Linked DNA regions of Mus musculus: regions 1 and 3 are each linked to region 2. The links are chromatin loops, found by intact Hi-C in ENCODE. Cell type or tissue: heart. All regions are shown on one strand.

Evidence for each region. Hi-C counts contacts between places; a loop is a spot of excess contacts. Peaks named below come from ENCODE experiments on the same cell type or tissue, not always from the same donor. Only the 100,000 strongest peaks of a DNase experiment are listed, where the experiment ranks them.
Region 1: a loop joins it to region 2, with 4 times the contacts of the local background. A loop is called at or near these places in 4 of 42 quality-filtered maps.
Region 3: it touches region 2 in a loop (5-fold over the local background); 8 of 42 quality-filtered maps call a loop at or near these places.

What each region holds. Positions count from the first base shown.
Region 1 is chr8:71,490,803-71,498,802 of GRCm38, reverse strand. It overlaps Gtpbp3 (GTP binding protein 3), which reads right to left. Exons shown (of 9, transcript NM_032544.4): 5 at 7,836-7,908; 6 at 7,594-7,737; 7 at 7,213-7,378; 8 at 6,448-6,726; 9 at 5,525-6,264. The coding sequence ends at 6,039. It overlaps Plvap (plasmalemma vesicle associated protein), which reads left to right. Exons shown (of 6, transcript NM_032398.2): 6 at 398-1,050. The coding sequence ends at 404. Among named protein-coding and RNA genes, the nearest start is that of Gtpbp3, 6.1 kb to the right of the region's middle. In heart, CTCF peaks have their summits at 802, 2,045 and 3,665 (motif pointing left); DNase peaks (open chromatin) are centred at 239, 732, 2,182, 3,552 and 1 weaker place; H3K4me3 peaks cover 1,394 bases; H3K27ac peaks cover 3,081 bases.
Region 2 is chr8:71,437,856-71,445,855 of GRCm38, reverse strand. No RefSeq gene overlaps it. Among named protein-coding and RNA genes, the nearest start is that of Abhd8, 22 kb to the left of the region's middle. In heart, CTCF peaks have their summits at 4,262 (motif pointing left) and 5,785 (motif pointing left); no DNase peak of the experiment used is centred here; H3K27me3 peaks cover 2,156 bases.
Region 3 is chr8:71,592,385-71,600,384 of GRCm38, reverse strand. Pgls (6-phosphogluconolactonase) reads right to left here. Exons shown (of 5, transcript NM_025396.3): 1 at 7,881-8,000; 2 at 6,194-6,301; 3 at 5,615-5,716; 4 at 5,184-5,324; 5 at 4,118-4,328. The coding sequence ends at 4,194. It overlaps Niban3 (niban apoptosis regulator 3), which reads right to left and starts at 2,677. Exons shown (of 15, transcript NM_001384129.1): 1 at 2,562-2,677; 2 at 1,177-1,307; 3 at 190-315. The coding sequence starts at 2,616. In heart, a CTCF peak has its summit at 4,268 (motif pointing right); DNase peaks (open chromatin) are centred at 3,374, 4,294, 6,574, 7,894 and 1 weaker place; H3K4me3 peaks cover 1,286 bases; H3K27ac peaks cover 1,120 bases; H3K27me3 peaks cover 1,386 bases.

The sequences.
Region 1 (8,000 bases), 53 kb before region 2:
CGTGGTTGGTCCTAAAGGTACTGGGCAGCCATGGAGAGAGTGCATAGGTTCATTCCAACAGTTTTCGTAGTGAGATTAAAAGAGAAACCAGAATCCCAGCACAGAGGGAGCTGAGGCAGGAGGTCCGAGTTTGAAGCCAGCCTGCATTGGATAATCTGGTCTCAAATCCCTAGAACCTTGTGGGGCCTCCCAGAATCTCAGTCTCGTTGGTGGCTGTGTAGCAGAGACAAACCTTAGGGCCCTTCTGGAGCTTAGGTCTAACCTGGAGGCCCAGCCCCACTTTACCAAGGGTTATGGGAGAAGGAGACAGCAGAGCCATGCCATGCCCCTGCTGCAGAGTAGCCCCTGGGCCCCTCAGCCTTTGGTGACTGCTAAGCTTTCTGCTCTTCCTTCCCAGCGGTTGAGGACCCAGCTGCCGCAGGACGCTGGGTGCCAGAATCGCCCACCTGTGGATGGGGGCAGCCAGGTGCCCACAGTGCTGGACACCCGCCGTGCCTGCCGGCAGCCTCCACCCCCACGCCTTCTCTGGCACCCCTTCACTGTCCCCTGCATCCCCGCCATTCCCCAGACACTGGATTTAAGGCACACACAGCTGTGAGATGACTTCACATCGACCCCTTGTGCAGTGACCCGGATGGTGCCCCACCCACACATGAAGCACCCACAGCTCAGCTGCCACCCTAGGCAACTCCTCCGGTTTCCTATCACTCTGCTCCTGACCCGGGAGGTGAGAACAGGAAGCCCAGCCTTCAGCTCCCTTGGGAGTTTCCAGCCTCCCTCTTAAAGGCCACTAGGGTTTCCAGATCCTATTTGAGAGTCTCCAGGCCTCCCCTGAAGGGTTCTAGCCACCACGCCCACAGGATTCCCATTAGGTTTTAAAGTCTTTTCCAGAGTCCGCTGGTTCCCCTCCTCCTCACAAGGAAGGGCCTCAATTGTAGATGAGCGTTCCGGGTGGATCTTAGAGCCCTAGAGGGAGGCTTTTGCTTGTAGCCCCCTAAAGATATTACTGGCACATAATAAATATGAAAGTCCTTTGAAGACTGGTTTGTATTTGTTTGTGTGTGTTTGTTTGTTTTAAGCCAGAGTTTCCCTCTGTACCTCTGGCCATCCTGAAACTCACTCTGTATACCAGGTTGGCCTCGAACTCAGAGATATGCCTGTCTTGGCCTCCCAAGGGCTGGGATCAAAGGTATGTACCACCACCACCTGGCTGGTTTCTATTTATGTTTTTATTCTGTAAACAAGGTCACATTATGCATGCCAAGTTGGCTTTGAATTCTGGATCTCACTACCTCAGCCTCCTGAGGACAGTGATGACTCTCATGCTCAGTGGGGACTGGTGAGACAGCTCAGCAGGTTAGGTACTGACTGCTCCTAGAGAGGATCTGGGTTTGGTTCCCAGCATTAACATGGCAACTTACAACTACATGCAGGGGATCTGATGCCCTCTCTTGAACTCCAGAGGCAGCACACATGCAGGTGGTGCAATCAAGGTAACATAGAATCTTTAAATGAATAGATGGCAGCTGTGGCGGGTGGCATGCACCTTTCAGCCCAACCCTGTGGCTCAGTGGGTAGAGTGCTTGTGTTGCATGAATGACACCCTGGACTCCATCTCCAGCACCACATAAACTGGGTGTGGTGTTATTCCAGACCTGAAGAGGCTGAGGCAGGAGGATTGGGACTACAAGGCCAGCCTGGGCTACAGGAGACCCTGTTTCAACCATCAGGACTAAATAAAAATGAAAAGCTATCCTATTGCCTTCTGGTGCAAACATATTGAAAGATGCATCTCCTCAGGTTGGTACAGATTTAAAAAAAAAAAAATAGTAGCCCTTACAGAAACAACATGCAACAGAATGAAGCCCAGCGTGGTGAAACAGGTCTGTCCCTGGTGGGGAGGCTGAGGCAGGGGACTGAAGGGCAAGGGCAGCCCTCTAATGTCCAGCCCAGCTGTCCTTGAATCCCAGCAGCAAGCTGGAGCCATCGAGGGAAAAGCAGACAAACATGAAGGCAGAAGGCGGCTGCTCCCTCCAGCGTTGGCCCCTGTGGGAGCAGGAGGTGAATCACACAGCCTGTGTGCCACACTCTGCCTTGGGGACAAAGCGGCGATATTTCCTGGATCCGGAAATATGGGCCAGAGCCTGTCACTGCAGGAAGCACTCGGCTGGAGCCCCGCCAACCAGGCCACCAGGGGTCAGCCTGGGAGGCTGCCTGGATGGCTGGGATGAAGGCCCCAAGGAATTGGGGCGGGCCCTGGACCTGCGCCTGAGCTCTGGGATGAAGTCGACCTGACTGAAGGTCTGATAGCCACTGGCCTGGGTGCAGATGGTGATCAAACTCAGCCTTTGTTTTCTCTTCCCAGACACCATGTTTCAAATCTGTACTCTCAGCTAACATGATTGGGAGGCAGAAGGATTGCTTAAACCCAAGAGTTCCAGGCCAGTCTGGGCTACACAGTAAGAACCCACCTCTAACAACCACAGTGGTTGTGATAATGAATCTGAAGTGTCCAGGCAGAGAGGCCTACATTGCTGACATGAGAAAACAAAAGCCTGCCCCCAGCGCTGCCTCAGGAGGGTCCTATACTGGCACAGTCCTCTTCATCATGGATTCTGAACCCGCCCTCTGTTGGTCACACATCCTTCATGGCTCCCCATTACCCTACAGCCTAGTTTCTCAGCCCCTTTGGCAGCTTACAGACAGGGTTCAGCCCTGGCTGCTCTCAGAATATCTGATCAGGACTTAAGGGTGAACAAAGTTTATTTGCTTCATTTGTGTTCATTTGTTTCGTTTTGAGACAAGAGGCTCGCTACATAGCCTGGCTGGCCTCCAACTCAGAGATCCTCCTGCCTCTACAATGCTGGGATCGCTGGCGCACTAACATGCCTGGCTATGCTTTTCCTTGCCTAGCTCCCTGGGTGAGAGTACTTGTTGCTGAAAGAGGAGAAACTGAGTCTCAATTGCCAATATAAAAGCAGGGTATAGTTGTGCACCTGTAACCCTAGCACTGTGGGCAGAGAGAGGAGGATGCTAAACACTGGATACAGAATTGAGACCTGACCTGTGTCCTTTTCTGGCCAGTATGTCCCCTAGAATCCCCACACCCACGTGTATGATAACATCACACACACACACAAACACCATGGGGTAGGGGCTTGGCTCAGTTTTATCTGCCCAGACCCCTCCTCCAGGCAGCTTTTCTGGATTCCCTTCGGCCCCTAGTCTCATCCAGGCTCCCAGGCCCCAGGCAGGGCTCCGGGGCGGAAGGGGGCCAAGTGCCCGGTCCGACTGCCTCCGCTGGGTGAGGCCCTGACTCTTTGGGGATTTCCTGCGTTCTCTATAAATAACCCCCCCCCCCCCCGTCGCTTCCCACAAACTCCTCACCCTTCTTGGAAAAAAGGGACTGCGGCCAAGGCCTCCATGCAGCTGTGTGCCAGCCCCGAGGCAAGTGGCCTACATCGGGCGAGCTGCCCAGAGGGGCGGCCCCGCCCAGCTTGAGGCGCCATGGCTCCTCCTGGGAGCTCGGGACCCTTCCCCTTTTTTTCAAGACAGGATCTCGCTTTATAACCCAGCCTGGCTTGGACGGGGTGCTGAGGTGACAGGCGTGAGGACAAGTCATCAATTAGGACACACTTGGCCTGGGGGAAGTGGAGTTACACTAGGAACGCTCGCCCTCTGCTGGCGGGCTGCGGCTGCAACAGACACAGCAGCATTGTCCTCTTTTTTTTTTTTTTTTTTTTTTGGTTTTACAAGACAGGGTTTCTCTATATAGCCCTGGCTGTCCTGGAACTCACTTTGTAGATCAGGCTGGCCTCGAACTCAGAAATCTGCCTGCCTTTGCCTCCCGAGTGCTGGGATTAAAGGCGTGCGCCACCACACCCAGCTAGCATTGTCCTCTTACAGTCAAGTCCCAGGCAACATCAGGCCTCCTTGTAGTCATGTCACATAGAGCCATCATGCCTTACTCTCAGGAAGACAAGACCCAAGTGGCCCCAGCACCCTACAATGTTGCCTACGATAGAAGGCTCTCCACAAGGTTCAACGTGGGGTGTAACTGACTGCTGAAACCCAAAGCCAGAGGCCATTAGGTGAGGCCACTCCGAGCCCCGTTTTCTTAGCACTGGTGAAACAGAGAGGGCACAGATGCCTGGAAGTTTGAGGCCAGTGCCATCTACACAAAACTAAAAATAAATACAAATAAAATAAAAATATCTGCACGATGGCTTTGCAGATAGAGGCGTTTGCTGCAAGAAGATGTGAGTGGTTCCCAGCGCCCGTGGGCTGGAACTCCACTTCCAGGGATGCCTCTGCTCTCACACACATATATATATAATTAGAAATAATGAAGTCTCTTGCTGTCAACTCTGATGGCCCAAGTTCGATCCCCGAGACCCACACTGCTATTGCAGAAGACCCTTGCAAGTTGTCCTCTGACCTCCCCGTGTGTGCTGCGGACCCCCCAATGGTGGCACAGGCCTGACACCAGCACTGGGTCCATATTAGTCACGTTTTCATTGAGTGGCGATGACTGCAGGGATTCATAACTGTTTAAAGGAGGGGGGGGAGAATAAAAAAGTTCTTGGGTGCTCAGCAGTAAATGGGGCGATCTGATCCCCAGTTACAGGGAGCACAATGGAAATGCTGTGTGGGGTGTAAGAGCCTGAGGACTGGGTGGCACCAGGATCCTGGTGCTGCTGAGCTGCAGCTGTGGTCCCTCACACCCTGTCCAGGTGGGGATGTGTGGTCCTGTGGCTCTGAAGATTAACAGGCAGTGAAAGCCCTGGGGGAGGGCACAGAAGGACATTTTCTTTAACTGTGTAGCTACCAGTCAGAAAAATCTCAGGATGATTTAAGAAAAGCAAGGGAGCCTGGCGTAGTGGCACACGCCTTTAATCCCAGCACTTGGGAGGCAGAGGCAGGCGAATTTCTGGTCTACAGAGTGAGTTCCAGGACAGCGAGGGCTATACAGAAAAATCCCCGTCTTGGGCTGGTGAGATGGCTCAGGAGGTAAGAGCACTGACTGCTCTTCCAAAGGTCCTGAGTTCAAATCCCAGCAACCACATGGTAGCTCACAACCATCTGTAATGGAATTGGATGCCCTCTTCTGGTGTGTCTGAAGACAGCTACAGTGTACTTAAATATAACAAGAAATCAAAAAAAAAAAAAAAAAAAAAAAAAAAAAAGAAAGAGAGGAAGAAAGAGAGGAAGAAAGAAAGAAAGCATGACCCAAGGTGCTTTGTCCCAGTATTGCTTCTTAAAAAAAAAAAAGAAAGAAAAGAAAAATCCTGTCTCAAAAAACCAAAAAGAAAAAAGAAGCCGGGCGTGGTGGCGCACGCCTTTAACCCCAGCCCGTGGGAGGCAGAAGCAGGCGGATTTCTGAGTTCGAGGGAAAGGAAGGAGATTAGTGAGAGCAGGGACTGAGCAAGTGAGATAAGGGAAGGGCATGATCAAAGCACAGGAGATACTTGGATGAAACTGTCACAGCAATACTCATTCCAGGTACCACATGCTACTACACAAGTAAAAATTTAAAAATGTATTTAATTGGCAAACGATGCCATAAATAGAAGCACGTCAGCAAAGTTCTAGAAGGTAAGGCTGACTGATCCTTGTGGACACACGCTTCTGGATTTCCTGAACTCTTCATTCTCCTTTGGTAATTAAAAATGAAATGCCTTTAATCCCAGCACTTGGGAGGCAGAGGCAGGCAGATTTCTGGGTTCAAGGCCAGCCTGGTCTACAGAGTGAGTTCCAGGACAGCCAGGACTACACAGAGAAGCCCTGTCGTGGCTCAGCATATAACATGCAACGGGTTTCACATCCAGCACTACATCATTCAGGCACTTGGCAAGGTGATGCTGACCTTAATCCCGACATCGGGGGTGAGGAAGTATCCACTGTCAGATCCCTGATCCATGTCTCTCTCCTCACTGTGGAGGGCTGCAGACGCCAGTGCTCTCCTGCCCTCTGCTAGGTTTGCCATCTTGGATCATGACCTTGTGGGAACTCCGAGGCTGAGTCCCAGGCTCTGGACCTCACTTGCCCACACAGAAGTCCTGGAAGATGAGATCCAGGATCTCCTCCGTTCCTCCTCCACCTGTGAGGTGATTTAGTTGCCTCCGAGCCTGGCGCAGGGCCTCGGCCGCCAGAGCCAGGTCTGTGGCCAGCTGGTAGTGGCCCAAGGCATCCAGGCAGCCCTGGAGGTGGTACTGGTGCCTGACCCGGGTCAAGAGCGGTGGTCCTGTGGATGGGTCCCCACACCTGCCAAAGACAAGACCCAGTTGCCTCACTCAGCCACTTTTGGAAAAAGACCTCCCATGGAAACCTTTTTTTGCAGAGAGAGAAAGAAACTGAGGCTGAGGGATAGGTCTGAGCCCAAAGCCAGCAACTCTGTTTACATCTGAACTTGGTTGATGAAGCTGAAGGTGGGTGAAGGGGACTCACACCGCAGCCAGCTCGGTCTTCAGGGCCTGCAGGAGGCTGTCCATCCCGGCTCCCGTGTGGCAGGACAGGAGCAGGTGAGGAGGCAGGGCTATGTCGCAGGCTGGGGCATTAGCAGACAGCAGATCAGATTTGTTGAGCAGCAGCAGGAGGCGCTGCCCACCGCTGTCTTGGCTTTGTGCTAGCAGTGGGGTCACTACAGTGTCCAGGAAGCTGCAGCTGGATGAGGAGGCCAGGTCGGAGGCGTCCAGCACCCCCAGAATGATGTCAGCCTGCTCCAGCCTGGGGAGGAAGGACCATGAAGCATAACCATGGAGGATCCTGGGAAGGCACTGTTGGTGCTGCTCAGAGGAGCAGCTCAGCTGAGGGATGAACAACCTCTGTAAGGCGTGGCTCAGAGCAAAAGGCAGAACAGATGCCATTGTCTGGCACATGGGCAGGACTTTGGCAGGATGAGGTGGGGTAGAGCCTGCACAGGTGGGACTTTGCTAAAGGGGCGGGGCGGGGCGGGGCTTCAGTGGAGACCTGGCAGAACTGTTGAGAGCATGGCCAAGGGAAGAGTGATGAAAAGCAGGGCAGGGCACAGAAGAGGACAGGCTGTGAGTGTTGTGAGGTGGCCTGAGGACTGACGAGACTCGGGGAGGGGTGGGGGGAGGGACCAAGGGACACAGGTCAAGATTGCTCTTCAAATTACGAAGCCTCCATGAAATCGACTCATGGGGAGAAAAGGTCACTGGTCGCCCGCCACATTCTCAGCCTTCCACCTACCTGTGGCGGGCCCTGCGCACACCCTCCTGCTCAACAGCGCCCACGCCTTCCCGGAGCCCTGCAGTGTCGCTCAGCAAGACAGGGAACCCAGCCAAGTCCACGGGAGTCTCCAGCACGTCACGGGTGGTCCCAGGCTCTGGGGACACGATGGACACTGGCTTTTGGCCTGAATGTCAGGGACAATGTGATTAAGAACCACGGAGTGGAGGTAAAAGCCCTCACTTTCAGGAGGCGCTGTCTGCCACTCTCGTAGCTTTGAGCTACCAGTGGGGCCACCACAGTGTCCAGGAAGCTGCAGCTGGAGGAGGCGTCCAGCAACCCTAGGATGCTGCACCCCTGCCCAGAAGAAGCCCATCCCATCCTTTCCTGAACCCCACATACTGAGTAGATTCACCAGACTGCTCTTGCCCGCATTGGGAGGTCCAGTGACCACAACATTTGCCCCCGAGAGGAGCCTTTGTCCACGCCTAGCATCTCGCAGGTGGGAACCCAGCGCCACCTCCAGGGCTCGAACTTCTCTGTCCGCTGTGAGAGGGAAAAGGCGGGGTGGGGGGGGGAGAGCTATCAGCAAGGTCTCAGGGGGGGCTGAATGCCAGCCCCAACTCCCCCAAAACCAGACATACCCTGCTCCAACACACCCTCTTCCAAATTATCATCCTCTCCGAAGTCAATGTAGGCCTCCACATAGGCCAGAGCCTGGGGAGGAGGGGAGATGTCACAGGTGCTCTCTCAGTCTCAGGTCTAACTCCAGTTTGATCTATACAACCAGACTGGCCTCTCACAGGCCT
Region 2 (8,000 bases):
TCCGGGTCTCGTCTTGAGATTCGGGTTTTCATCTCCCGTGAGATGTTGTGACTGCAAACAGAAACTTCAAACTTCGCCGGCACACTGAAACAGTTTCTGACAAGAAATCTCACCTCCAAGTGGGTCTTCAGAGGGTGGTTGCACTATCCCGGACGAGACACAGATAAACAAACCAACACAACAAGCGCAGAAAACAGACACTCAGAACAAAGACACCGGCTGGCATGCACACATTCCAAAGAAGATCCCCATACCTCCAAGTTGACTCTCGGGTGTGAGGAGTGGTCTCGATTCCCAGCCAATGCACCAAATGACAGACCCACAGCGTGAGGACGTTCTGACTCAGGAGAGGCGACACCCCAAATCACTCACGAGAAACGGTATTGATGCAACCTGTAAGAGGTTTTTTCGGGAAAGACCAGTGCACTGGGGATGACTCATATCCCACTCAGGGGTAGAGGAGTCCACCCCGAGCTCAAGGGGTAAGGGATTTATATAGACACACAAACCACAAACACCTGGCATTGGGCTATAAAGGCAAAAGCCACAAACACCTGGCAAAAATCGCAAACACCTGGCACCCTGGAACAATGGGGCTATTTTGGACACAGGTCTAGGGGCTTAAATAATTTTTTTACTCTCTGTCAGGATCTTTTATGACGTTTAGAAAGAGTGTGAAAGTGAGCCCACTGACAGTGGTTCCCTTTGCTCTGCGTCACTAGTCCTCACTGATAAGGTCATGTCCTGACTCTCTCACATTGCATTGCTCAGCTTCACTTGCAGTGACTTTATTATGTGTGGGGACATTGTCGCTGTCTTCAGAGACTTTATTATGTGTGGGGACACTGTCGCTGCCTTCAGACACACCAGAAGAGGGTGTCAGACCCCATTACAGATGGTTGTGAGTCACCACGCAGTTCCTAGGATTTGAACTCAGGACCTCCGGATGAGCAGTCAGTGCTCTTAACCGCTGAGCCATCTCTCCAGCTCTTGTGGTGACTTTATGGGAGAAACTTGAAGTGGAAACTGATGGTTTCTTTGGAAAGTCAGCTGTGTCAGATGGTGTTTGCTGGGGTAGACACATGAAGGAGTGTTTTCTGAAGTGGACACAGGTGACAGATACTTGTGAAGGAACATTTCACTGAAGCAAACACAGGAGAAAAGACCCATGAAGAAGGATTCTTTGCTAACGACACACACATATTGGTTTACCTTATATTGCACAGTTGAGCTGCATTTGTCGGGAAATGAACCAAAAAAAGACAAAACAAAACAAAACAAAAAAAAGACAACAAACTTCTGATGGTGAGCTGCAACTTCTTGCTGCTTTTGCACACTCAGACTGATTGGCAGAGTGATGTCAGCTGAGACAGACACGAGTGCTGAGGTAAGACACATGGAGGACATGTGATGTTTGGAGGGTGTAAGTAGGACTTGACTCACAGTGACAGAGGCTGAGTGAGCTGGGCTTGCTTACAGAGCTAGCTGTGTTATGTTTGTTGATCTCGTCTTTGCTGATCTTTGTTTCACTGAGAGAGGCACAGTGGAGAACTGGTGTCCCTCCAGACTGAGGTCTGGCTGTCTTTGCTAGGTAGTGCCACCACTACTGATTCCTGTTTGCTATCCCAACTCTACTGAACTGGACTGCTGGTGTATCCATGAAGTGATTGTAAGTGGATCGAGCTGATGATTTCCAGACAACAAGATGGGATTTGCTCCAAAGAACCATTTCTAAATAGGTCCACTTCCCACATATCCTTTCTTTCCCACTACCTCTGGTGGGTGGTGGGCTACAAGGGAGGTTAAAGTGTTTAAGGACATCTTGTGAGGTTCCTGTGGCTTCTTGCTGATTCTGTAGACTCAGGCCAGTTGGGAAGCCTCACGGTTTTTCTGAATTGAACTGCCTTTGCTGATTCGTATGCGCTGTCTGCCAAATGGTCTGGACTGCAGCTGTTGATTTGTGTGTGGTGTTTGCTAGTGCCCTGGGCTGAGAACAACAAAGTTTGGAATCAGCACAAAGAACTATTTCTAAACAGGTCCACTTCCCCTGTTTCCTAATAACCTTTCTTTCCCACTACCTCTGGTGGGTGGGTGGTGAGCTAGAGGGAGGTTGAACCCTCATTAAAGTAAGTTGAGAAAAATAAATTGCCTCCTTTCCCTGTAAGAAAGTATGCTGGGGGTAGAAACAAGCAGCCAGATGTGGGTGGTGGAAATACAAAGGCCACAGCACTGGTTTGGAATCTATCAAAACTGGAGACCCAGCTTCAACAATGGCCTCAACGGGCCTCAGCTTGGCTAGGCATTGAGATCTAACCCAGTACAGTCAGTGGGCTTAGGAGAAGTGTGTCCTCCTTGGGTGGGGCTCCTGGCTCCCATCCACACCTGTGGATGCAGCTGCTCGAGAGAGGGCAGTACTTCCACCCCTGTACTCACTGTTGCTCTTTTGATTAAAAAAAAAAATGATAAGAAGTGGTGAGATCAGCCCGTGAACCGCTGGACCGCAATGATTCTTCTTTGTTGGTGTCTCCGTAGCCTCCCAGCACTGACTGGAAATGGATAATGGATAATGGTAGACCAGTGACAGGGAGGCCATGCAGCTCAAGTGGGTTCCTGCTTTCAGCTTTTCAGATCATGGCCCCATCCAAGGCTTCACCAAAGCCAACTAATGATCTTTTATCAAGAGGGAATGAGAGGCTTCCTGGGTTTTGAGATATAACTCGAGCCCCTAAGAGGACACCTATGGCCGGGACTAAGACAGCTGCTCCTGGTTTCAGAGAAGGCAGAAGCCTGTAGACACGCACTGATGAGTCATAACTCTGTCTTTTTTTGTTTGTTTGTTTTTGGTTTTTGGTTTTTCGAGACAGGGTTTCTCTCTGTGTAGCTCTTGCTGTCCTGGAACTCACTTTGTAAACCAGGCTGGCCTCGAACTCAGAAATCAGCCTGCCTTTGCCTCCCAAGTGCTGGGATTAAAGGCGTGCACCCCCATGCCGGGCCATAACTCTGTCTTAATTTACACCCAAGTCCACCGGAAAATACCTAATAAAATCTTCAGTGTAGGGATAATCTCTTGTGTACTGTGTGGAAGCATCAGCTGTCAATCAATAAAAAGCAGGTGGCCAATAAAGAAAGGGCAGGGTTAGAAAGTGGGGCAACAACAGAGAGGATCTCTCGGAGTCAAGAGAGAAATATTTGCCACCCAGACTCTGAGGAAGTTGGTCGTATGAAACTGAGTGGTAATTAGCCACGTGGAAGACATAGAATAGTATAAACGGATTAATGTAAGTTACGAGCTAGTTGGGGAACAAGCCAAACCTTATGGCCTAGGCATTTATTCGTAAATAAAATATAGCCTCCGAGTCCTATTCGGGAACTGGGGTGCGTGTGGAAAACCCACAGTTACAAATGGAGTCCATTAAGGACTGTTAGAATCCAGGCTTAGAACCTGAGAAAAAGCCGTGGTGGAAAGGCAGGGCACAAGCACTTCCCAGAGTGTCCTAGCAGGGCAGGGAGGCTAAATCCCTTTAAAGAGAGCAAATGGAGGCCTGGGAGCAGCAGGTAAAGTGTGAGGAACCAGAGCCTCAGTGCATGGCCACGTGGGCAACTTCCCAGAGCTGCTTTGGAGCTACCTGGCGCTGGTGCCGAGTGAACCCCAGCATGCAGAAGTTCGACCGGGAGCTGGGGCGGGCACCTAGGCTCACCAGCTGATGCCCATGGGTGTGAGGCTCGGGTTCTCACGGAAGAGCAAATCGAGGCTCCAGCCCCAAACCCCGCAGGGGCAGCCTGCTAGTAGAACCGTAGGGGCGGAGCCAGCCGCCACAGACAGGTGCTGGAAGAACAAGCCTGCAGATGCTCAGAAGGGCGAAGGTACATGTTCCCCAGAGCTGAGGTGGGACTGAAAAGATCCAAACTTTTGAACTGATAATATCTAAAATTGAAAACATTAAAGAAGAAACAAACACTTAATTTGTAAATAAAAAAATAAGGTCTTCCAAGGAAAAAGAGAAAGGTTTAAAAATATTTGTTTTTCTGTAATTAAAAAAAAAAAAAAAGAAGGAAAACACAACACAATGCATCCGGATTCCACACAATTTTGTTTCACATAATTTCATATATCTTTTTTTAAGAGAAATAAAAGAAAACCGATTTAGAGAATGGAAAGACTAGGAAATTACATGCTAGAGTGGAGGCACTAGAAGAGCTAGAAAACTCTAATTCAGAGTAAAGGAGCGTCAGATGATTCCATTCTAAGTCCTATGCCGCCACCTTGTGACCAGATTGCAGAATGGCAGTCTATTAAATTTCTAGATAGAGACTTATGCTGAATTAAGAATACAAATTCTATTTAACAATGCTACCTAATATCAATGGCATACAGTAGATTATGTGTTCTATTATGTAGAGTTTGGTGAATTAAGATATGTGCATATGCCGGGCGTGGTGGTGCACGCCTTTAATCCCAGCACTTGGGAGGCAGAGGCAGGCAGATTTCTGAGTTCGAGGCCAGCCTGGTCTACAAAGTGAGTTCCAGGACAGCCAGAGCTACACAGAGAAACCCTGTCTCAAAAAACCAAAAAAAAAAAAAAAAAAAAAGATATGTGCATACATTAGTACATTATACAATTGAAACTTACTCAAGATGTCAATATGTTTTTGCCTTCAGTTCTGAAAGGAATGATTCTTAGATTGCACATTTATTAGAGATGGAGGTGATCTTAGAGATGCCTTTGCAGACTGAAGCTGATGATGCTCCAGCATATGTATCCAGAAGAATACAACAATGTTTTAGACACAATGGCATAAAATATGTTACTGGCATGTCTCACAATTCTACAGGTCAAACAATTGTAAAAAGATTTTACTGGACTTTAAAGAAAATGCTCATAGAACAGAATGGGGCTGAGGGATCTCCTGGAGATAACATTAAATATGATTTATGTATCTTTAATTTTATTAATGACAATGAGACAGATAACACAGCTGCTGAAATGTGCTGGATTTTAGAAAGAACTGCAGAATTAGATCAGCCTACATATGTGATAACCTCAGTATGGAATGAAGGAATTGTGTTATTTTGGGGAAGAAATTTGTCTTTGTTTCAACAGAAGAAGAAAATCTATAGATTCCATCAAAAATAATAAAGATTATATTTGACCAGGAGAGACCTCCTGAAGACTTAGGCTACAGACACGAAGGAAGAAAACAGGAAGAACAAAACATGTAAAGTATATGCTGTATATTCCTCGACATGGGAACAGCTTTGAGACTGGCTGAGACAAGAAAATGTCTCCAGCTAGGATTTCAGCTATGCACAGCCAATAAGTCTTGCTGCCTACAGAGTCCTCAAGACTTATCATGCCATCCTTTCAAATGGCATGGATGAAAATTTATATTACAGTTTAGATATACAGTCCAAATTTTGATGCCTTCCTCCTGCTCAAACAAAGAACAGAGAATCTTCTTTAACTGAATTGCACACAGTGAACATTCCTTACATTTTTAATGCAGAAACATATATTACCTTTGAAGTTTACATGTTTACAAAACAAACAGACCAGAAAACAAAGAACACAAAACACATAGCTCAGGTGATCCAACTTCGACTGCTCCAATAGCTGTTTCCTCAAAATCTGCACCCAGGACAACTTCAAAATGCTAGCTTGGGCTGGAGAGATGGCTCAGCAGTTAAGAGCACTGACTGCTCTTCTGAAGGTCCTGAGTTCAAATCTCAGCAAACACATGGTGCTCACAACCATCCATAATGAGATCTGATGCCCTCTTCTGGTGAGTCTGAAAAGAGCTACAGTGTGCTAACATAATAAATAAATCTTTGTGCTGCAGTGAGCAGGGCCAGAGCGAGCAGAGGTCCTGAGTTCAATTCCCAGCAACCCCACGATGGCTCACAACCATCTGTACATCTACAGTGTACTCATATATATATATATATCTTTTTAAAAAAATGCTAGCTCAACTGGTCCAGCCTCCCAGAGACTGTTGCAGCCAGGGTTTCAGTTGCTGTGCTTTCCCATCACACAGAGATTGGGAAAAAAATGTCACAGCTTTTTAGGACTTGGCCAATATCCTAATTTTCTTAGGTTCTTCTACTGGCTGTTGTGTATCAACTTGACACAGGCTGGAGCTATCACAGAGAAAGGAGCTTCAGTTGGGGAAGTGCTTCCATGAGATCCAGCTGTGGGGCATTTTCTCAGTTGGTGATCAAGTTGTAGGGCCCATTATAGACAGTGCCATTCCTGGGCTGGTACTCTTGGGTTCTATAAGAGAGCAGGCTGAGCAAACCAGGGGAAGCAAGCCAGTAAGTAACATCCCTCCATGGCCTCTGTATCAGCTCCTGCTTCCTGACCTGCTTGAGTTCCAGTCCTGACTTCCTTTGGTGATGGACAGCAATGTGGAAGTGTAAGCTGAATAAACCCTTTCCTCCCCAACTGCTTCTTGGTCATGATGTTTGTGCAGGAATAGAAACCCTGACTAAGACAGTTCTCAAAAGAGATCGTCTCCTCAGACAGCAGAAAGCAATTTCTAGAGACTGATGCCCTATTGCCAAAAAATGTGGTGGGTGGCTTTGGTCATTTTGTGGATGAGGATGTTTGTCATAGCCTGAGAGGGGTTGGTTACAAATTGCTGGTGGTCTTGGTCAGAGGAAACAATTACAGGAGGTTTAGATTCAGGGATCTCTTTTTCTCTCTTTTTCTTTCCTGTATCCTTCTTTCTCTCCTATGAAGTCTACAGGGGAAGGGGATAGAGGGATGAAAGAAAAAAGGGGAGGGATATAGGGATGAGATAAAAGGTAGATTGTTGAATCTACCTTTAAACTAAAGAACATCAACAAACCAAATATGATTACATTGATATAAAAATCTGTATATTGATACAATTTAAGACTATTTTTGCAACAACATAATGTATATTATGTTTCAACATTTGTTTAAGGTATTGTATCTATGCAACCAACTTTAAAATGCAATGTGAAGTTCTCATTTTGAAAGCTCCTATTACAAACTGTTTAGGATTATTAAGAAATTCAAGTCAGGGCTGGAGAAATGGCTCAGCAGTGAAGAGCACTGACTGCTCTTCCAGAGGTCCTGAGTTCAATTCCCAGCAACCACATTACAACCATCTGTAATGGGATCTGATGCCCTCTTCTGAAGTGTCTGAAGACAGTGACAGTGTACTCATATACCTAAAAGAAATAAGAAAATCTTAAAGAAAGAAAGAAAGAAAGAGAGAAAGGAAGAAAGAGAGAAAGGAAGAAAGAGAGAAAGGAAGAAAGAGAGAAAGGAAGAAAGGAAGAAAGGAAGAAAGGAAGAAAGGAAGAAAGAAAGAAAGAAAGAAAGAAAGAAAGAAAGAAAGAAAGAAAGGAAGGAAGAAAGAAAGAAAGAAAGAAAGAAAGAAAGAAAGAAAGAAAGAAAGAAAGAAAGAAAGAAAGAAAGAAAGAAAGAAATGAATGCAAGTTTGTAGTCAATCATGATGATTCCTGGTCATGTTAGACACTAATTACAGAAATATATTTCCTAGGATGAACAGATAGTGGATAACTAGAAACAAGCAACATTTGCCTATCATAATACTTAGATAGATGGTCTTCATATCCTCAGAGATCTACAGAATGTGACATTTAAAGATGTTTTATTTACATAAGGCTTTTCATGACGGTGAGACAGGTCTGCTCCTGGCAGCACCCCACACCACTTCAAAGAAGATGATAAACATCAAAGAACCTCCAAATGGAATTGCTTCTGCGTGGCAAGCTGCTACTGGGAGAGAAACTGCCCCTGCTTCAACTGCAGAAGACTAGATAGCTACAGTCTCACAACTTAAGGTTATGTTGTTTAGAGTTAAGAAGACATTTTTAGTTTGGTCATGCAAGTTATGTGAGAAAATTATTTCAGTACAGAACTTTGGACTCACCAAGTTTGGATAGATAATGGAGTATTCTTTTCAAGGTTGCCAAATATATCTGCACGGGACATTGTGAATGTAATTTG
Region 3 (8,000 bases), 150 kb before region 2:
TACCACTCCCCAATACAGGGGGCAAGTCAGCAAACACACACACAGCTTACAACACACTCTACGACCCCTCTATATGCCCTCTATGCAACTCAGGACCTTGCCTGTTATTGCCCAGGGCTCCACCCTTGAGCCACATCCCTACCCCCTCACTGGGGGGATTCTGAGCTGGGACTCTGGTTGTCCACTGACCTCCTTGTGACTGAACCATTCTAGACGTCCGTCTCCACGCAGAACACAGAAGGTTGGTTGCCACTGTGGTGGGTGGCCCTGAAGCAGGGTCAAGGGCCCTTGGTGCTCCCTGACTCGAGGCAGCTTCTGCAAAAGGATGCTGACTATGGCTCGAGCAGATCTTGGGGTTGCCTGAACTCTTCAGTTTGGTCACATACGAGCAACACTCCCAAAGCTCAAAAGCTGCAGCTGCTATCCAGACCCTGTTAGTTCAGCATTGGGAAGGCTGAGGAAGGAGCGTCAGCTACACAGCAAATTCAAGACCAGACCAGCTACATGACACTCCACCTCAAAGCAAAAACAAAATTGTATCAGGTGTGGGTGATGGACTGCATGGGACAGGGAGAGTCCCCAGAGGCGGGGCCTCTGTCCACAGAGCCTCTCCTCAGCAAAGAGGGAAAGGAGCCAGTGGGAAATCCCAGGTTCCAGTTGTATCAGTGCCATGTGGCCTTCAGGTGCTCACTCTACCTCTCTGGTCCTGAATTTCCTCATCAAAGACTCTCCCAAGATAGGAGGCAGATGGAGGCCCTGGGCCCTATTAGTAGCTCCAGCTCTAGGCTGTTAGATCTGAGTAACAACCTCTGAGCTGCCAAGAGTCAGAGGGATAAGGGGACAAAAGACATGGGGTCTTATGAAGAGTGTGTCCCTGACATGGTGGCTGCAACAGATGGAGCAAGCACATGCACAGCTGGGGCCCTGCTCACATCTAACCTGTCTTTGCCAACCTCAGGACTTTTGCACATGCTGTGCCCCTGCAGGGAATTCACTTCCCCAAGCCTCCTCAGCCTGCCTCCACCTCCAGAGCGTCCCGGTCCACCTGTGCAAAGGTCCTGTGGTCAGCCCTCCCCAGCCCCACACCCACAGTCTCATGTCAGCACCACTGAGAATGCAAGAGAGACAACTACAGCTGGGTGCCTGGCAGGTAGCCTCATCCTTGGTGGTACTCACTTTGGTGTGGGACAGCTGGCATCCGGCTGGGTCCTGGGGTCCCAGCTCCTGGGAAATGTGTCTGAGCACAGCTGCAGCCAGCTGCCTACGGTAACAGGGCAGGAAGGTCCTCAGCATGCCATTCACCTGACCTGTAGTGAGAAAGGATCAGCAATGGGACCAGGACACCTGCCTGTCATCCCAGGACCAGCTGGCTCACTGGAGTAGCCAGAACTGGTGAGTGCCAGCATAGACCATGCCTCAGTGAATAAGGTGGAAAGCAGTCTTAGGACAGCTGATGTTAATCACTGGCAAGCACATGTACACACACAAAAGCCTTTCTTCCAAATATGTTGCTGCAAGCCGGGCGTGGTGGCGCACACCTTTAATCCCAGCACTCGGGAGGCAGAGGCAGGTGGATTTCTGAGTTCGAGGCCAGTCTGGTCTACAAAGTGAGTTTCAGGACAGCCAGAGCTATACAAAGAAACCCTGTCTCAAAAAAACAAAACCAAAAAACCAAATATGTTGCTGCATCTCAGGAGAATGAGGCCCAGAGAGGGCAATTTATTCACCCAGTGGCACACAGCAAATACAAGTGGTGGTCAATCCTGGGACTTGGAGAGATTACTCAGCAGCACATGCAGGGTTTTGCATGGGCTGTTCCCCTCCCCAAATGCTGTTCTCATACTCACTGTAACCACACACCCTCCTCCAGCCTGGTCTAGCCACCTCCCTTGGGGACATCCACCAAGTCCTGCTGGTCTAGACACTCTCCCAGGTCAAGGTGTGGGACAGGACAGGGAGCTGAAGCTCAGCCTGGCCTTGGCTAAGCCTTAGTCAAGTCCCAGTGTCCATGCAGACAGACTTCCCAGCCTCAGAGACCACCTGACCGTGCCCTTACCCCCAACCTCAGTGGGGCCCTAGCTTCCACTAACAAATCAAAAACTTCACATTTCACTTTGTTTTGTCTTGAGACAGAGTTGCATATAGCCCAGGCTGTCTTGGAACTCACTCTTTAGGCCAGTCTGGCCTCAAACTCCCAGAGATCTGCCTGCCTGTGCCTCCCAAGTGCTCGGATGGCAGGTGTGTAACACTGTATCCAGCTACTTGGATTTCATTTAAATCTGGAGCCCTCCAGAGCCAGGCAGGATGGAGTGTGCCTTTGATCTCTCTGAGTTCGAGGCCAGCCTGGTCTACAGAGTGAGCTCCAGGACAGCCATGGCTACGCAGAAAAACCCTGTCTCGAAAAACTGAACAAAAAAATCTGAAATCTTCCAACACAAGCCCACCCCTGACAAGACCAGAGACAGTTAAAATAATGAACCCTGTATTGGCACCAGGAGCACATGCCAGCATTGGCCTCGCATGCAATGGCAGCATGACTTGACCCTGACCTGTCTGCTTACCCTGAAGCTGCTGCCGCTGCCGTCTACCCAGGGGGCAGGAAGGCTGTGCCCCCATCCTGCCACCATACAGAGCTGTCCTGGGTCCCTCTGCTCAGGATACTGGATGGCAGCTGAGTGGCCCAAGTGCCAGGAGGGTACATATGGCCATCTGGTACCACTCTCCACCCCTCCTGTCTGCACCTGCCTCCTCCTGGCCTCAAGGGACAGGCTGGACCAAGACTGGTGGTTTCTGTCAGGGGTAGTGGGGACAGCCCCAGGGGAGACCCAGGGAGTGTGAGAAAAAAAACAACGCCCTGGCACAGATGGATGGGTGGGGCACATCTCTGCCATCCCAGCACTCAGAAAGCAGAGGCAGGGGGATGGGGAGTTTAGGCCATGGAGGCCAGCCTGGGCTACATGAAGTCCTATCTCTGAAAGCCAAAGGAATGGGTTGCTGACTGAACAAATGAATGAGCAAGGAGTAGGTTATCAGTATGGAGGGACACCACACACACACACACACACACACACACACACACACCCATCCCCATGTAGCCTGCTTCCTTACATGTAGGCACCTTCCTTTTCTTTTCCCTTTCCAGAGGCTGGAATGTGATGGCTGGAGTGTAAGTGGCCACCTTGAAGCATGAGGCAGGTCCTATGCATCAATGGCAAAGCAGTAAATTCCCCCTTGAGAAAGGGACACAGCGCTCACATGGGGTCCTCATGCCTATGTCCCTTTCCTTTCTCAGGGTGTCTCAGCCTCTGCTTGGCTGGTGCGTGGGTGGCACCTGCTCTTGTAGAAGTCCCCAGGATTTTCCACTGTGTCTTTTGCTGGCTTCTGCCCCAGCCTATCCTACTTCCTCTTTGCCACAGCTGAGGAGCCCTCAGGGACCAGACATCTAAAGAAAGTTCACATTTGTGGTTCTGGCCCCGCCCTTCTGGCCTACCTGCCAAGTCGGTTCTGGGAGGCTTCAATTCCTACCTCCTGCCTGGCTTGCATTACCTTGGTGAGGGGATGTTCCCTCAGACAAGCCCACCAGCCTCTCCAACTAGGTCCTTGGAACTGGCAGGGTCAGGACAATGATGCACCGACCCACTTCATGCTCCAAGCTGGCTGCTTATACTCCAGTCTCTGGACCCACATCCCAGTCTTTATAAGCGGCAAGAGAAAAAACTGTCTAAGGGAGAAAGCATCCCAAGAGTCACCCCAGACACTTCTCCCATCGGTAGGGGGCCCTGTGACAACATCAGGAGAACCTTATCAGGTAGCTCACCCTGCTCAAGGCTCCGAACAAGCTTGCAGGAGACAGTGCATCCTCAGGGGGCCATGAAGGCTCTGGCTGAGGCCCCAGGTGAACCCTTCTCTTCACCATGGCTAGAACACAAGCAGTCACTCGGGACCGCAAGGAGCCTGGTACCTGTGAGTTAGTTCTGACCCTTGGAGCAGAGAATGTGGCCAGACTTGGAACAGAGCATACACTGCCGGGCCAGAAGTCCAGGCCACGCTTCTCTGATCCGTGTGTATGCTCTGCTCTGTTGTCCCTCCCCCAACAAGAACCACAGAAACAATAGTTCCAGCAAAGCTGTTTAATCCGCAGCTAGTCCGCTCCCACAACACCCGAAGTGCCCACGGCGTGCATGGCGCACCCCCTACAATGTGGAATGCTTCTCGAAGGGCACAGACAGCAGCCGGGCAGCTGCCTCGTCCAGGAACCAGCAGAGGGCGCCCGTGCGCGGCTGCACCAAGGCGGCGGGCAACGTGCCCTCCTTGTCCTCCAGGATGCGCTGTGTGCGAGACCAGGACCTGCCTCAGAGGCCACGCAGAGCAAGTTGGGGCTCACACTGGTCTGTTCGGTCTGGGGACAGGGGACCCGGGACCCACGGAACCTTGCTCTGCGCTCCGCCTCGCACACCGTGGGATCCAAAGCTTCGAGGTGTGGAATTGGATTTGGTTTTTGTTTTTATTAGGAGGCAGGGCCTCATCTAGCACGGGCTGCCCTTGAACATGCTATGTAGCCAAGGACTCCTCCTTTCTGCCTCCCCAGTATGGAGACAACAGGAGGTACTGGGGACTGGACTCAGGTTGTCAAGCTTGGGGGCAAGCATCTATAACCACACTAAGCCATCTTGCCCCATCCCCGCCCTTCACTTTTTGCAAATTCTTTTTTATTTATTTACTTATTTATTTCTATTTAATGTGTATGGGTGTTACTCCTATATGTATTTGTACCATGAGCATGCCTGGTGCCCACAGAGGCCAGAGGAGGGTGCTGGATTCCCTGGGGCTGGAGATACAACTAGTTGAGAATGGAAGTCGGGTACTCACCGGTTGGTAGCTATCTCTCTCTCTGACCCTGACCTTTTTCTTCTTCCTTTTCTTTTCCCCTTCTATTCTTTCTCTTTAAATGTGTGTGTCTAGTGTCCTGCTCTCTCACCTTCTACCTCATCCCCTTCATACAGTCCTTCACTGAGCCTGGAGACAGACCATTGGCCAAGGAGCCTTGGTATTCTTTGTGAAGGAGTTTGGGGGAGGGGGTGCAGGGACTCTACCCCAGGACACTGTGGCCTTGTCGATGACTGCCCTCTCACACACTGGCAGTATGTCTGTCCCCTGACTGGCCTCCACTGTCCATTTCTTACCTTCAGCACAGCTGCCTTGCCTTCCCCCGTGGCCACAAAGATGATACTTTGGGCTGCGTTCAGCACAGGAAGCGTTAGGGTCACCCTCTGCGGTGGTGGCTTTGGGGAGTCACTGATGGGAGCCACGATCTTCTCCCGCTCCTGGGGAAGGCAGCCAGTGAGGACTGGGATGGAACCGCCCCTCCAAGCACCAGGTCTACAATGCCAACAGGTTTTCCTGTTGCTCTCTTGGGTTTCTGAGACAGGGCCGTACTCAGTATCCAGGTGGCCCTCACCCTCACAGCAAATGCTGTGATGACAGACATGCACCACCATCATCATGGGAGCTGACGCTCGGCAGGGCGGAACTGAGGGGCACGGATGCTCAGATACCCAGAAGACTGACACAGCCTGGTGTATCAGGGCCAGGAGGCCCCCCCCCCCACGCTCACCTGTAGGAGGGGATGGTCAGGGAAGAGCGAACAGGTATGGCCGTCAGGGCCCACTCCCAGGATCAGCAGGTCAAACACAGGGACAGCGTCTCCTTGCAAGGCCTGACAGAAGGATGGTGGGTCAAGTGTGTGCGAGCTCAGAGGTAACACACAAAAAAGCTGAAATCTGGTTCTATCTCAGCTTAGACCACCTTCTGCTGAATGTGCCCGCTCAGCACATTCCCTACACAACAGTGGCCACTCCTGCACAGGGCAGCTTCAACATGGTATGAGGTCTGTAGGATTTTTTTTTTTTTTTTTTTGAGGGTAAGCATTACCCTCCAGCCCAAGCAGGCCTCAAAAAGCCTCCTGCCTTAGTCTCCTAAGTGCTAGGGGTCACAGATGCACTACCACACCTGACTGATCCAGTCCGGGGGCTTGTTTCCCATTTTAGTGGACAAGAACCTCAGGTCTGCAGATGAGTGTCCCTGAGATGTAAGGCTCCAGCCCAAGTCTCCCCACCATGGTGACAGTCTGTGTCCCTAAGCAGTCATCTCTGCCGCAGTCTTTTACAGCTTTCCTACCTGTCCCGGGACCCACCTGTCTCAGTTTCCTGGCATAGTCCTCTGCAGCATCCTCCACAGGTAGGGCAGGATTGATGGTAAGGACCTGGCTGTCTGGGATGGGCAGCTTTGAGAGCAGGTGTGTCTGTAGAAGGGGAAGGGATAGTCAAGGAGTAACATGACTTGCCTAAAGCCAGGAACCCTGAGTCACACGGCGTTCTTCTCCACAGCCTGGCTGACTCTTCGGAGTGGCTCGGGCTCCCTCAATCAGGGACTCAGCCTGGCTGCATCCAGTACACAGCTGGCACCTGACTATACAGAGGTGAACTCCAGGAAGAAGACTGTGATCTACTCTTAGACACCCTGCCTGTGTCTCCATGTCTGGCTCTTGGAGTAAGTCCAGCTCAGTGGAGCAATGCCAGGGAGAGGCTGGGGGCAAATGTCAGAATGCCAGGATGCTGTGCCCTAGAGATGGGGGTGCTGGGGACTCTGTTAACCAACAATGCTCAGGGCGCTGGGGACCCTGGAGAACAGAGGAGCACAGGGCTCCAGACTGAAGGCCATAGGAAGGTGAGCCAGGAAGGCAAAGGAGAACTGGCCGCTGAGTCCACTCTACATGGCTCCTGTCTCAGCCCATTGGGCAAGACACCTACTGCTCAAAGTGTCAACAGATTCCTGGTGATGAAATCCTGCTTCCTTCAAAGACCCAGCTGTTAACCAGGTCACCTCAGAGGGGCCTACTTAGGGGTCTTAGCTTTATTTTTCTTGAGTGGGCTGCATCAAAATAAGTCTCACGTTGCACAGGCTAGCCTCGAACTGGGTAGCTGGGAATGACCTTGAACTCCCGATCCTCCAGCCTCTACTTCCTCATTGCTGGGAAGACAGGGGTGCACCATCATTCCTGGTTTATATGACACTGGAAATGAAGCCTGGACCTTAAGCATTCTAGGCAAGCACAATATCAACTGAGCTACAAGTACCCTACCAACTGAGCCTTGTGCTAGTACACACAGCCAGTTCAGTGAAGTTCTTGGGCAGGCATCGTGTTCAAAGTGGTGCAGTTTCAGGTCCCTAGATGAGGGTCAAGGCGACATGAATCTTCTGTTTCCCCACCTGTAAGTAAGTGTAATGGCCCTTCCTCCCCTGCTTCAGACCCATGACACTGGACCAGCTTCCCCTAGGAGGTGGTGGCAGTCATCCAAGTGTGCTCAGAGCTCAATCCTCCATGCCTCAGTTTCCCTGTGTGTGACGCAGGGACCTCTGTAACCTATAGGGCGCCTTGTGGCCATCATACCCCAGGCTGCTGGGAGGCGATGGCCAACGGCTCTTGTTAAAGAAAACTGAGACCCAACACACCCTGGACACTAGAGGCAGGCTGAGTGCACAAACAGCCATGACCCACGAGGCCCCACAGCCAAGGTACGGCCCTTAGGAAGATACGGGGGACGGAGGCCCGTCAGGCTGCACTTGGATGGACATCACTGCGCATCCAGCAAGACCCCGTGGGGCCCGGAGCCCGCGGGTAGGCGTTGAAGCAGATCCTTGCGTTTCCTAGGCAGGCTGAGCCAGTTCGGCGTGGCCCGCGCTTCCTCGGCGGACTGAGCCGACTCCGCGTGGCCCACGGCGGCCCTTGTATCTTGAGTTTCCACGGTAGGCTGAGCCAGCTCGGCGTGGCCCACGGCGGCCCCCGTAGCCCGTACGGTGCGCGCCCCCGCAGCGCTCACCCGGTAGAGGCCGTACGTGCTCTCGGCGTGGTCGAAGGGCACGAGGCGCTCGTCGCAGAAGCCGAGCGTCCAGCGCGCAAAGCTGGCTGGTCCAGCGGGAGCGGCGGCGGCGGGCAGGTC